2 separate regions of the Homo sapiens genome follow, and region 2 is linked to region 1. Evidence: read pairs that join two places in POLR2A ChIA-PET (ENCODE). Cell type or tissue: Panc1. All regions are shown on one strand. Each heading gives the region's core, and the rest is flanking DNA. Links, peaks and the distances in the headings are about the cores only.

What was found. ChIA-PET counts read pairs that join two places held together with the same protein. Peaks named below come from ENCODE experiments on the same cell type or tissue, not always from the same donor. Only the 100,000 strongest peaks of a DNase experiment are listed, where the experiment ranks them.
Region 2: POLR2A ChIA-PET joins it to region 1 with 12 read pairs; 1 of 35 experiments calls an interaction of 5 or more read pairs at or near these places.

Annotation. Positions count from the first base shown.
Region 1 is chr10:4,417,570-4,423,573 of GRCh38, reverse strand. No RefSeq gene overlaps it. Among named protein-coding and RNA genes, the nearest start is that of LINC00703, 36 kb to the right of the region's middle. In Panc1, for the core only: no CTCF peak of the experiment used is centred there; no DNase peak of the experiment used is centred there; H3K27ac peaks cover 334 bases.
Region 2 is chr10:4,501,705-4,507,708 of GRCh38, reverse strand. No RefSeq gene overlaps it. Among named protein-coding and RNA genes, the nearest start is that of LINC00703, 120 kb to the right of the region's middle. In Panc1, for the core only: no CTCF peak of the experiment used is centred there; no DNase peak of the experiment used is centred there; H3K27ac peaks cover 1,872 bases.

The sequences.
Region 1 (6,004 bases), core at 358-5,357:
ATTCTACCACCCATGCTTGCTGCAGTAAGTGCTTTCAGTGAGAGAGATCTACCCTGATGCGATCTCAAATCAGATATACTTCCATTTTCTAAATGTTCAACTGCATCTTCTGATTCAGCTGTTTCATAAAATATTAGTATTACAGTTTTTTAAATTTCCACATGGAAATTTTATTTCAAAATATCACAATTCATTTAAAATTCAGAATTCTTTCTGAAGCTGAAAGTGTTTCATTTAATTATAGCTTATTTTGAGTTATGAAGCCTGTATGGCTCCTATACATCCTTGTTCTAATTTTTTGGTGTTTTTTTTTTTTTTTTTCCTCACTTTGTCACCCAGGCTGGAGTGCGGTGGCGTGATCTCAGCTCACTACAACCTCCACTTCCTGGATTCAAGCAATTCTCCTGCCTCAGCCTCCCAAGTAGCTGGGATTACAAATGCCCACTGCTATGCCTGGCTAATTTTTGCATTTTTTTTGTAGAGATGGGGTTTCACCATGTTGGCCAGACTGGTCTCCACCTCCTGACCTCAAGTGATCTGCCCCCTTCGGCCTCCCGAAGTGCTGGAATTACAGGTGTGAGCCACGGTGCCTGGCCAGCTCTAGTTTTCTGAAAACTATTTTCAGGTTTCCATATCCTGGCCCTCCTCTCCATCAAAAAGCCTGAGGTCAATAATAAATAATGCCAATACATTGCTGAGAGAAGTAATCACAGAGCTGATTAAAGTATATTCATTTATCCACGTTTTTCCAATTTTTAATCAACTTTTTTGGCATATAATTTTAAGAAAAATAAAAGGCACCCATTTAAAAAATGTAGTTAATGAGGCCAGGGGCAGTGTCTCATGCTTGTAATCCCAGCACTTTGGGAGGCGGAGGCGCACAGATCACAAGGTCAGGAGATCGAGACCACCCTGACCAACATGGTGAAACCCCATCTCTACTAAAAAAACAAAAATTAGCTGGGTGTGGTGGCGCACGCCTGTAGTCCCAGCTACTCGGGAGGCTGAGGCAGGAGAATCACTTGAACCAGGGAAGTGGAGGTTGCAGTGAGCAGAGATCGCACCACTGCACTCCAGCCTGGCAACAGAGAGAGACTCTATCTCAAAAAAAAGAAAAAATAGTAGTTAATGAGTATTGTTTCTTCTTAAATAGACTTTATTTGCTAGAGCAGTTTTAGGTTTATAGAATAATTACACAGGAAGTAAAATTAATTTCCATATAATTCCGCCCACCCACATGCACCACAGTCTAGCTTGTATCAATTGTCTTCTGTAATGGACCATGCCTTTGTATCTAAAAAGTCATCACCAGATCCAAGGTCGCCTATATTTTCACCTCTGCTATCTTATCAAAGTTGTGTGATTATTTTTGTCTGTTTCACATTTAGTCCTGTGGCTCTTTTCAGTTATTTTATTTGAAAAGTTTAAAGTCTGTGTCTGGATTCATTTTATTGTTGTTCCAGCCACATTTATAGAAAAAACTCTTTGCTCCACTGAATTGCCTTCGGTCTTTGATGAAAGACTAGTTGAGTGTATATGTTTGAGTCTATTTCAGGGATCTCTATTATGTTCCATTGATCTATTTGCCCATTATTTTGTGAATATCACACTTTCTAGATCACTGCAGCTTTGTAGTAAGTTCTGGGTCATGTGGTTTGTGTCCTCCAGGGTCGCTGCTCAGTACTGTGTGGGTTATGCTGGGTCCTTTGCCTTTCCATATGAACTTTAGAATCAATTTTTCTATGTTAAAAAATAATTTCCTGTGATTTTGATAGAGATTGTGGTGAATCAATACATCAAGTTGGGGAAAATCAACATCTTAATAATATTGAGACTTCCTATCCATATTGTGGAATATCTCTCCATTTATTTGGATCTTGGATTTCTCTTACTAGAGTTGTGTCATTTTCTCATATAAATCTTGTACATACTTGTTAGATTAATTCTTACATATTCAATTTTTGTCTGCTGATATAAATGTTATTGTCATGGAATTCAAATTTCCAATTTTTCAGAGCTAGTATATGGGAAAGCAATTGACTTTTATATATTATCCTGTATCCTGCAACAATCTTGTTATAATTCCTTTCATGCTCCAATAGTATTTTGATGGATTTAGGGTTATTTTCTTATAGACAATCATATCACATAATACCATCTCTGCATAAGGGTAGTTTAATTTCTTCTTTCTTTCTCTGTATAATTTTTATTTCCTTCTATTGCCTTACTACATTAGCCAAGACTACCAGTATGATGTTTAATTAGAGTGTTCAGAGGGGAAATTCCTGCCTTGGTCTCAATCTTAGGCAGATGGTATCAACTTTCTCACCATTAAGCATGACATGTAATGTAAGTTTTTTGGAGATGTTCATTTTATTGGAAAAGTTCCTCTCTATTCTTAGTTTGTTGAGCATTTTAATCATGAATAAGTGTTGGATTTTGTCAAATCTGTTCTTTCATCAATTGATGTGATAATATGATATTGCTTCTGTAGTCTGTGAAATGATGGATTATGCTAATTGATTTTCAAATGTGGAAATAGTCTGGCACACCTGGAATAAATCCCACTTCAGTGTGGAGTATAATTCTTTTTATATGTTATTAAATTGAGTTTTTGAACTTATTTGTGATGGTTTGCGCATCTATATTTATTAAAAATGTTGGTTTATCATTTTAATTTTTTATAATGTTTTTCTCTGGTTTTTGTGTTCGATAATGCGGTTGTTATAGAACAAGTTAAGAACTATTCTCTCTCTGGTACAGATAGAAGTTCATTAAAAAAAATAAAACTCTTCTCTGTTTCTATTTTCTGGAAAAGATTGTAGAGAATTAGCAAAATTTCTTCCATAAAAAAAATTTGGTAGAATTCACCATATGGCTGGTACTTTCTGTTTTGGAAGGTTATTAATTATTGATATAATTTCATTATTCAATATTTTCCCATTCAGATTGTCTATTTCTCTTTGTGTGTTTCTGTGGCTTGTGTTTCTAGTAATTTGTCCATTTCAGCTAAGTTGTCAAAGTTTTCGACATAGTTTTCATAAAATTGTTTATTATCATTTTAATGTCTTTGGGATCAGTGGTGATGGTCCCTTTTACATGTCAGATATTAGCTCTTTTTGCCTTCTCTCTCCCTCTTTTTTTTTTGTTTGTTTGTTTTTTTTTTTTGGCTAGCCTCACTAAAGGTAAAGAAGCTACAAGGAGTGAATTTTATTATCCTACCAAAGAACCAGCTTCTAGTTTTGTTGATTTTCTCTATTAATTTTCTTTATAAAATTTTATTACTTTTGGCCCTAAATTTTATTGTTTATTTTTCCTCTCTTGCTTTGTATTTAATTGCCTCTCCTATTTCTATTTTTCTAAGAAAAGTTTAGATTATTGTTTTTTGGATCTTTATCTTTTTTTCCTCACATCTGCATTCTACACTATAATTTCTCTCTAAGGACTACTTTTGCTATTTACTGTATTTTCATTTAATTCAGAATATTTTAGCTTTCTCTTGGGAATCTTTCTTTGATCCATGTGTTACTTAGAAGTATGTTTTTTAATCTCTAGGTATTTTGGAATTTTCTAGCTATCTTTCTGTTATTCATGTCTAGTTCAATTTCATTGTAGTTTGAAAGCATTCTTTGTATGAATTACATTCTTTTAACTTTTTAAGTCCTGTTTTATAGCCCAGAAACTGGACTACCTTGGTGAGTGTTGCATGGGATCTTAAGAAGAATGTGTATTCTGCTGTTGTTGAATGAAGTAGTCTATAGACGTCAATTATATCCGGTTAATATTTGGTGCTGTTGAGTTAAGCTATGTCCTTACTGATTTTCTGGCTCTTAAATCTGTTTCTGACTGTGGAAGTTGCAGTCTTCTACTATGACAGTAGATTCATCTATTTATCTTTGCATTGCTGTCAGTTTTTGCCTCACGCATTTTTAAGTTTTCTTGTTTAAACAAATGCACATTAAGAATTGTGTCTTTTTGGAGAGTTGAACCCTTTATTGTTAAATAGTGTTCCTTTTTATCCCTGGTAATTTTGTTTGCTGTGAAATCTGCTTTGTCTAAACATTGATTCATTTTTTTAAAATTAGTTCACACACACGTTTATTGAAATAGTTCTAACCTCTGCACAGAGACCCTTGCCAAAGCTCCTGGACAGGACAATTGATTCCACCAGGTAGGGCGGCAGGAACTAAAACAAAAAGGAGCTGGATGTAAGGTATTTGGAGTGACAAATAGGTAGACTGGTAAAATCAGAAGTTATGATTACATGTCTTCAATTGCATACCTTAAGCAGAAACCTTTTATGGTACTATTATAGACACTTAAGTGCCTCTCTGTCCCCATACCTGTAAAGGGATAAAATAAAGGAATCACCTCCAAACTTTGGGCATATTCCTGTAAGAAAGAAAAGAAGTATGAGAAAAAGTGTAACTGACGCTATTATATATCCTCCATATCATGATTCATTTTATTTTTCCACAAAAAAAGTCAAGTAAAAATAATGTTTCTCAAATTGTTTTGGTCATTGATATTATGTGTGTATTATGTATGAAAAAAAAATTTTAAAAATTTGAAGCCACTTTAGAACCAATGAAGTAACCTGGGAACCATTGTCAGAACTGGCTTTATTTTTTAATTGAAAAGGATACAAATCTAAATTTGCATACATTTCAAATTTACATTTGCCATTGGCATATTATTTATAAAAATTTGGAAACTTCTGAATTATTCCTAATGAATAAGTAATTGATTTCGTAAAATATATACTTTACTTAAGTAAAATTAGTCTAAATTGGTTGTGTGAATAGTTCCTTTCTAAAGAAAATGCTGATCATTTTTAGTTTACTAATGTTAAGGGTAAATATTTGAAACTGAAGGAAAACATTGTCAAATTATCAGACATAAATAAATATTTAAAAGAAAAATTTGCTTTGAATTTACATTTCATGATTAAAGTGAAATGTTGAAAAATAATTAAAATGTTCATAAAATAATACATTTTATGGGCAAAATAAATCATACTCTTCCACCACCCTGTCACTATTTACTAAAAAATAGACCATTTTATCTTTAAGATACTTAAGCTCATTTCTTGAAGGATACTAGGAGGAGACTTTTGTTCAACTCTCTGCAGGAAGCTTCTGGTGATGAGGAGGTCCTCTTCTAGTACAGTGCAGGAGAGAGAAGTAGACAGAATGGAATTCCTTGATGTTAATATAATATAAAAGACCCAAAAGGTCATCTAGTAGCCAGATGCTTTATATAAACTTGAAATAGGCGGTTACTATATGCCTGTTTTTCAATCCTGGACCACTTTATTTACCTATGCAAACATGACTTTAATTAGAAAGATTTTGACCCGATTCATGTAAAGCTCACCTCAGAAACACCTGGAATTTAGAAAGACAAGATCCTACAAATTGCCATGTGCAGAATCATTATTTGTATTACCAAGGAATTTGTGCACTTCATTTTTATGAGAGGATTTAATTATGTTCAGCTATAGAAAAGCTTAGAAGAAGCTCTTTATTAAAAACAAGATTAATACATGAACTAAAATGTTCATTCTAAAAATTCAAAGCACAAAACTTTTAAATTGATGTAATAAGGCTGACATCCAAAGAAAAAAATAACATTATACATATTAAAAGGATGATAAAAATTGCATGATGAGATGAATCTATTCATAAAATTGTAGTGCTCTCTTACAGTGGCCTCTGTAGGGAGTAAAATATTGTCATTGTAAAAGTCTCTGTACCCTGCACCATAGCTCTGAAATTCCACCAGCAAAAATACATATGTTTGGCTTTGGTAGAATTTGGTAAAAATTTATCTATTATGAAAATATTCCAAAATATACAAACATGCAAAGGACAGCACAATGTGGCTGAATGCTTAGCTTCAAGAATTACCAATATTCTGTCAATCTGTTCTTCCCAAACCCTGGTCATGATATCATATCTTCGATAAACGCTTCAGGAGGTAGAGAGGATTTTTGTCTTCCTAT
Region 2 (6,004 bases), core at 640-5,639, 84 kb before region 1:
AGAACAGGATTTGTCACCCTCAGCACCATTGACACTGTGGGCAGGATCATTCTTTGTTGAGGGGGGGCTATCTTGTGCATTAGAGGATATTTAACAGCATCCCGGGCCTCCCCCAACCAGATGCCTGTAACAAGCCCTCACCCATCATGAAAGTCAAAAAGTCTCCAGGCATTGCTAAATGTACCCTGTAGGGGCAAAATCAGCCTCAGTTGAGACCCACTGGTTTAGAATCAGTATCTTTTCGTAAAGCAATGGTATTCAGAAAAGGCATTTTCATATGGAGCTACTTGAACAACCTGGTATTAAATGGTATCTAAAATAATTTATTACAACACTAACTACAATAAGAGCTCCCCTATTTTGGGCACTCACAATACACAAGACAGTATCTTGATTTCTGCACATTCATAATCTAATTTCACCCCTAAACGACACTGAATACCTCTATGAGGCTTGCATAAACCTAGGCATAATGCACAAATACATTTAGAGTCTCCATTTCTGTCGCCTCATGGTCACACTGGTATTCACTGACATAGCCTCAACTTTCCTCACACTATTCAGCATCAATTGTTTCATTTTTAAATGCTTTTAACTACTGATTTATATTAGAGTGGATAGTCATTAAAACAGTTACCCGAAATTTCCTTCCTTAAAAATAATCCTGCTGTTTTATTTTTCTGTATCCTTAGTGTTGGGCAACATATTTTTGTTTGTTTGTTTGTTTGTTTTTGAGACAAAGTCTCACTGTGTTGCCCAGGTTGGAGTGTAGTGCCATGATCTTGGCTCACTGCAACCTCTGCCTCCCGGGTTCAAGTGATTCTCCTGCCTCGGCCTTCTGAGTAGCTGGGATTACAGGCACCCGCCACCACGCCTGGCTAATATTTGTAATTTTAGTAGAGACAGGATTTCATCATGTTGATCAGGCTGGTCTTGAACTCCTGACCTCAGGTGATCCACCTGCCTCAGCCTCCCAAAGTGCTGGGATTACAGGCATGAGCCACTGCACCCAGCCTGGGCAACACACTTAGTTGATTCTCTTTTCAGTGTTCTACAGCGATCATATTAAGTTGTATATTTAAAAGTATCCTGGCCATGTAAACTGTCACTTTGGGAAGCAAACCAACTATGAGGGTTGCCTTGGTCTATGGAATCATTAGTAGAAAGATACTTCTTCATTACACAAGTTTTCTTCTTCACTGATGAAAACTGAATTTTAGAATTCATTGTAGGATTGTCGAACAGAGAAATGCACAATGTATACAATTCCTGTTTTATATGTCATGTGGCTCATTCTACATGCAAGAAAATATATTTTTATTTTCATAGGAAACAATCACATTTATCTAAAATAATTCCTCCAGAACTGAGTCACATTCCAAAAAAAAAAAAAATTCTGTGAGTGACTTGTCCAGCCAAGAGCAGGAAACTCATAATTCACTGTCAAGCCACTGATACACTAGTGGAAGCTGAAATTAAAACTGTGTCTGAAGACAGATTGACACTCAAGGCCAAGTCTCTACCACCGCCTGCAATTGATGATAGAATTTAGCTGGACAGGCTCATCTGGACATGTTGAAAAATTATTTCATATCCTGAACTCAAATGATTAATAAGTATTTTATTCCTCTCAATAAATCACAGACATATTGAAGATATATGAACAGGCTTTTCTATGTCCAAAGTGCATCAATAAAGAATTTTCTACATGTTAAGAAAAAAGTGGCTCACAAGTTGTAAATGTTAAACATGCTACTGAATTCCTAAAGGAAGATACAAGAGCTGTCCTCTCCATCAAAGCTACTGGGCTTCCTTGTGTTCTAATAATCATGATAATTAGGACCTATTTCCACTGTATTCTGCTTATCCGCCTTCTCAGTCACTGTCTAGAAAGACATAAAACTTTTGAATAAACAATAAATATTTTCAACCGTGGGTTTAATGGACCAATTAAAACTGTACCCAAAGCCAGTAATATACACCGCAGTTTCTGGCCTTACATTTTACAAGGAAGAATAAAGAATACCATAGACATATTTCTGCTTTGAGTGTGACACACACTGAACAGGGTCGCACTATTCATTTCCCAAAGTAACCTCAAATGAAGGACTTGATAATATAACAAACAATATTAAACAAGAAAGTTATTTAAAAAAACAGACTTCACAAGAGATTATGGATGTTCCTATAAGCCCACAGACGTTCCTCTGCACAAACACAATTTGTAATGATTATTGGTCAATAATTCTATATTAAATTGAAGAAGAAATATTTAATAACGTGTAATAGATTGCATATTTTAAGTCTTCTATATATCTAATATTTTGCTGAACACTTAGAGATAAGACAGTCATAATATCTCATCACTCATGGGATCTTCATTTGTCTTAATAGATACCAAAATATTGGATTTTTTACCATCCTCTAACATAAAATAGATAAGACAAAGGATAAAACCTAGTCATCATTAAATGTATTGAAACAATAGTGTGAAGATAGTTTTGCAAAAGTTCTGTCATGTATTCATTCAATAAAAACCATTGCAAAGCCTCTAAAACTATCTATGTACTGCTTGCTGTGCCTGTCACTAGGTTTAGAATGTTAAAGAAATCATACAAGTTCTCCTTTGCTCTCATGGATTATCTACTCTACATTGAGAAGACAAACTTGCGTATATACACAAGTGTGCAGGATGATCAGTGTGTGGCATCGTGATAGTGCAGACCGAGTCTCAGCTGGGTATCGCTTGGCAGCTGTTTTACGTAGCACAGGTAAGAGACAAGAGCTGTTAGATTTTGCATTCGCTAAACACAAACACAAAACCTGGTGGGATGCAAACTAAAAATCAAAAATTGCCTGCCAATCCTGCATCCCACTACAATTTAAAAATAAAACACTGGCTAGACTGGCACACAGTAATGAAGATAAGTTATCAACAGAGGTCTGCATTTGTTGGCCAACTGCTTGGGCCACGTCCTCTCCATTGTAATTAGTCTCACCAGAAGCACATAAAAATGGGCCTGTCCTTTGGCCTTCCCCTAAGGCACATTACCAGACCTGGGAGGTGCCATCTAAGAGAAAATGAGTTCACAGGTCAAATGACCATAGTGCCGGGGTTACAACCATGACCAAATGACAACAAATGAAGCAACGTATAACACGTAAGCCTGAATTGTTGTAATTGACAAGAATTTTAAAATTAAAACAAAATCTTTAAAAGGATAAAGGAGGATTTTTTAAATCTGAAAAATAAAGAAGAAATAATAAACCATCAAATAGAACTATTAAGTATAATGTGTAGTATTTGAAATGAAATAAACAAATGCTGGAAAAAAAGTAAGATGAGCACAGCTGAAGAATGATGGAGTTGAAAGATTCAACTGAGGAATCCTCGGATAAAACAGCAGAAAAGGGTAAATATTGACATGTAGAAACATCCACATCTGGATAACAGGAGTCCTATAAAACAAGAAAAACTGAAAGAGAAGAGGGAGTATTTAAAGGAACCATGATGAAAGTGTTTATCTTTTACAGCAATGGTGTTCAAACTTGAAACAAGGTGTCCACATCACCTAGAGGCAGTTGGGACTGCCAGACCCAGAGATTCTCACTCAGTGGATCTGATGTGGGGAACAAGACTGCGATTACAACAAAGCTGAAGATTCTAGAGACCAACTTTGAAAACCACCGTTTCAAAGAAAAAAGAAAGTCATTTTATTAAATGCTGTACAGAGAATTGAAAAGAAACTGCTCATGTACACTTTCTAATAAAGTGAGGAATAGGTGCTGCAAGGTTCATTTAAAGGCATTCGAAGATACAGAGCAGATTGCCTGCAAAGGGAAAAGTCATACTGATACCACTAGATGCAAGAAAACAATTAACTAATATTTAAAAATTAACATAGAAGGAAAATGTAAAATTTTGAATCTATAGTATTTTAGCTAACCAAATTGTTACGTAAAATAAAGCCAGAGCACTTATGTTCTCAGCCATACCTTTGAAATATCACTTTTTAAAATCAATTTGAGAAACACTTTCAAAGACATTTTCAAATAAAAGGAAAAATAAATTCATAAGAATTTAGCCAAAAAATACAGAAAATAAGATTAATTAAATTTATTAAAATCTATCTTTTTGTCTAAAGAAGAGGTAGATTAAAAAATGTGTTCACAACACCTGCAATAGTTAAATTTATGTCAGCTTGATTGGGCTTTGGTGCCCAGTTGTTTGGATAAACACTAGACTAGATATTGCTGTGAAGGTTTTTGTTTTTGTTTTTTAAATGGGATTAACATTTACAATCAGTAGGCAAAGTAAAGCAAATTAGCCTTCATAATGTAGTTGTGGCTTACGAAGTCAGTTTAAGGCCTTAAGAGTAAGAATTGAGGTTTCCGAAAGGAGGAATTCTGTCTCAAGATTGCATCATAGAAAGCCTGTCTGAGTTTCCAGCCTGCCTGGCCTGCCCTGCAGTATTTAGGACTCAAGAAGGCAACATCAACTCTTGCCTAAATTTCCAGCCTACCAAGCTATAGACTTCAAACATGTGTGTCCCTGCAATCTAGTGAGCCAATACCCTTAAACAAATGGCAAATCTCTATCATCTATCTATCTATCTATCTATCTATCTATCTATCTATCTATCTATCTATCTATCATCTATCTATCTGCCTGCTTACCTGCCTACCTATGTGAAGCGACCTAACAATTCAGAAGGAGCTAGAAAAAGAAACCTAGGTATAGCCACGTGGTGTGGGATTATGTGTGTGTGGATGAAATAAATTTGACATGAGAACACACTAGTGTATTTGTAATGAAGGAAAAATATACATAACAATATATCTACAAAATTCTAAGGATATTTAAGCCTCAATAGAATTTTTATGTTAAAGGTAAACAACTTAAGAATAAAAATAGGTCCTATGACTTTTAAACTAAAGGAAAAAGATGTATCCAATACAAAGTTGAAAAGAAGACAAAAATAAGAAAGAATATCCAATGCAAAACATAAAGTAGTGAGAAACATATGTCTCAATATAACAACAAAAAATCAGATTTGATTTTTAAAATCCACCAATATTTGACATAATAGAAGCAAACAAATAACACTGAAAGCTAAAGAACAAAAAATATTATATATTGGTAAAAAAATAGAGCTAAAGACATAAACACTTTAAACATCAATACATATACCAATATTTACAAGACCTGAGAGACTTATAGAAAAAGGCAGAAAAACAACAAATCTAATTTATGATACTCCTCCTTTAAAAGCTTATAGATTAAGAAGATAAAAATAAATAAGCAAAAATGTAGAATATATACATAACATAATTTATAAGCTTAAACTATTGTGTCTGTATAAATAGGCATATATGTAAAATTCTACAGGTCACAAATAAAAAAATGTTTCTGGACATTTATAAAAATTAGTCATGTAATAACCACAAAGCAACTTTCCAAAAAACTCCAGTAAGTCAGTAACATCACTCAGTTTTAAATAAAACAGTAGCTTAAACATTTTTAAATGACTCAAAAAATAATGTTATTAAATTACCATTGGAATCAAAGGAAATCAAAAGAAAAATTATAGCATATTTAATATGGACTAATAATTAAACACTATGTGTCCAAATATAAGTGAAAGTAGAAGTAAAGTTAAGCTGATACCTCTAAATGTATTTTATCGGGACTCAAAAACTCATCTTTTCAGAAAAAGAGCAGATATATCAATAAATGAAGCAAATAGTGGAATAAGAGAAATAACATCAAAAACAAAATTGAAAACAATGAAAATAAAATAATACAACAATATATTTAACACAGCAATTACATAGATAAACATTTTAATATATGTAGATAAAAATTGTTTAGGAAGACATTGAAGCTTGCTTAAACTAATAAAAGTATAAATGCATTGATATGCTAATCAAAACATTACTTTTCCCCAAAGCCTCAGAATCCCACGTTACTTTGAAACAATCCTAAAATTAGAGAAGAACTAAA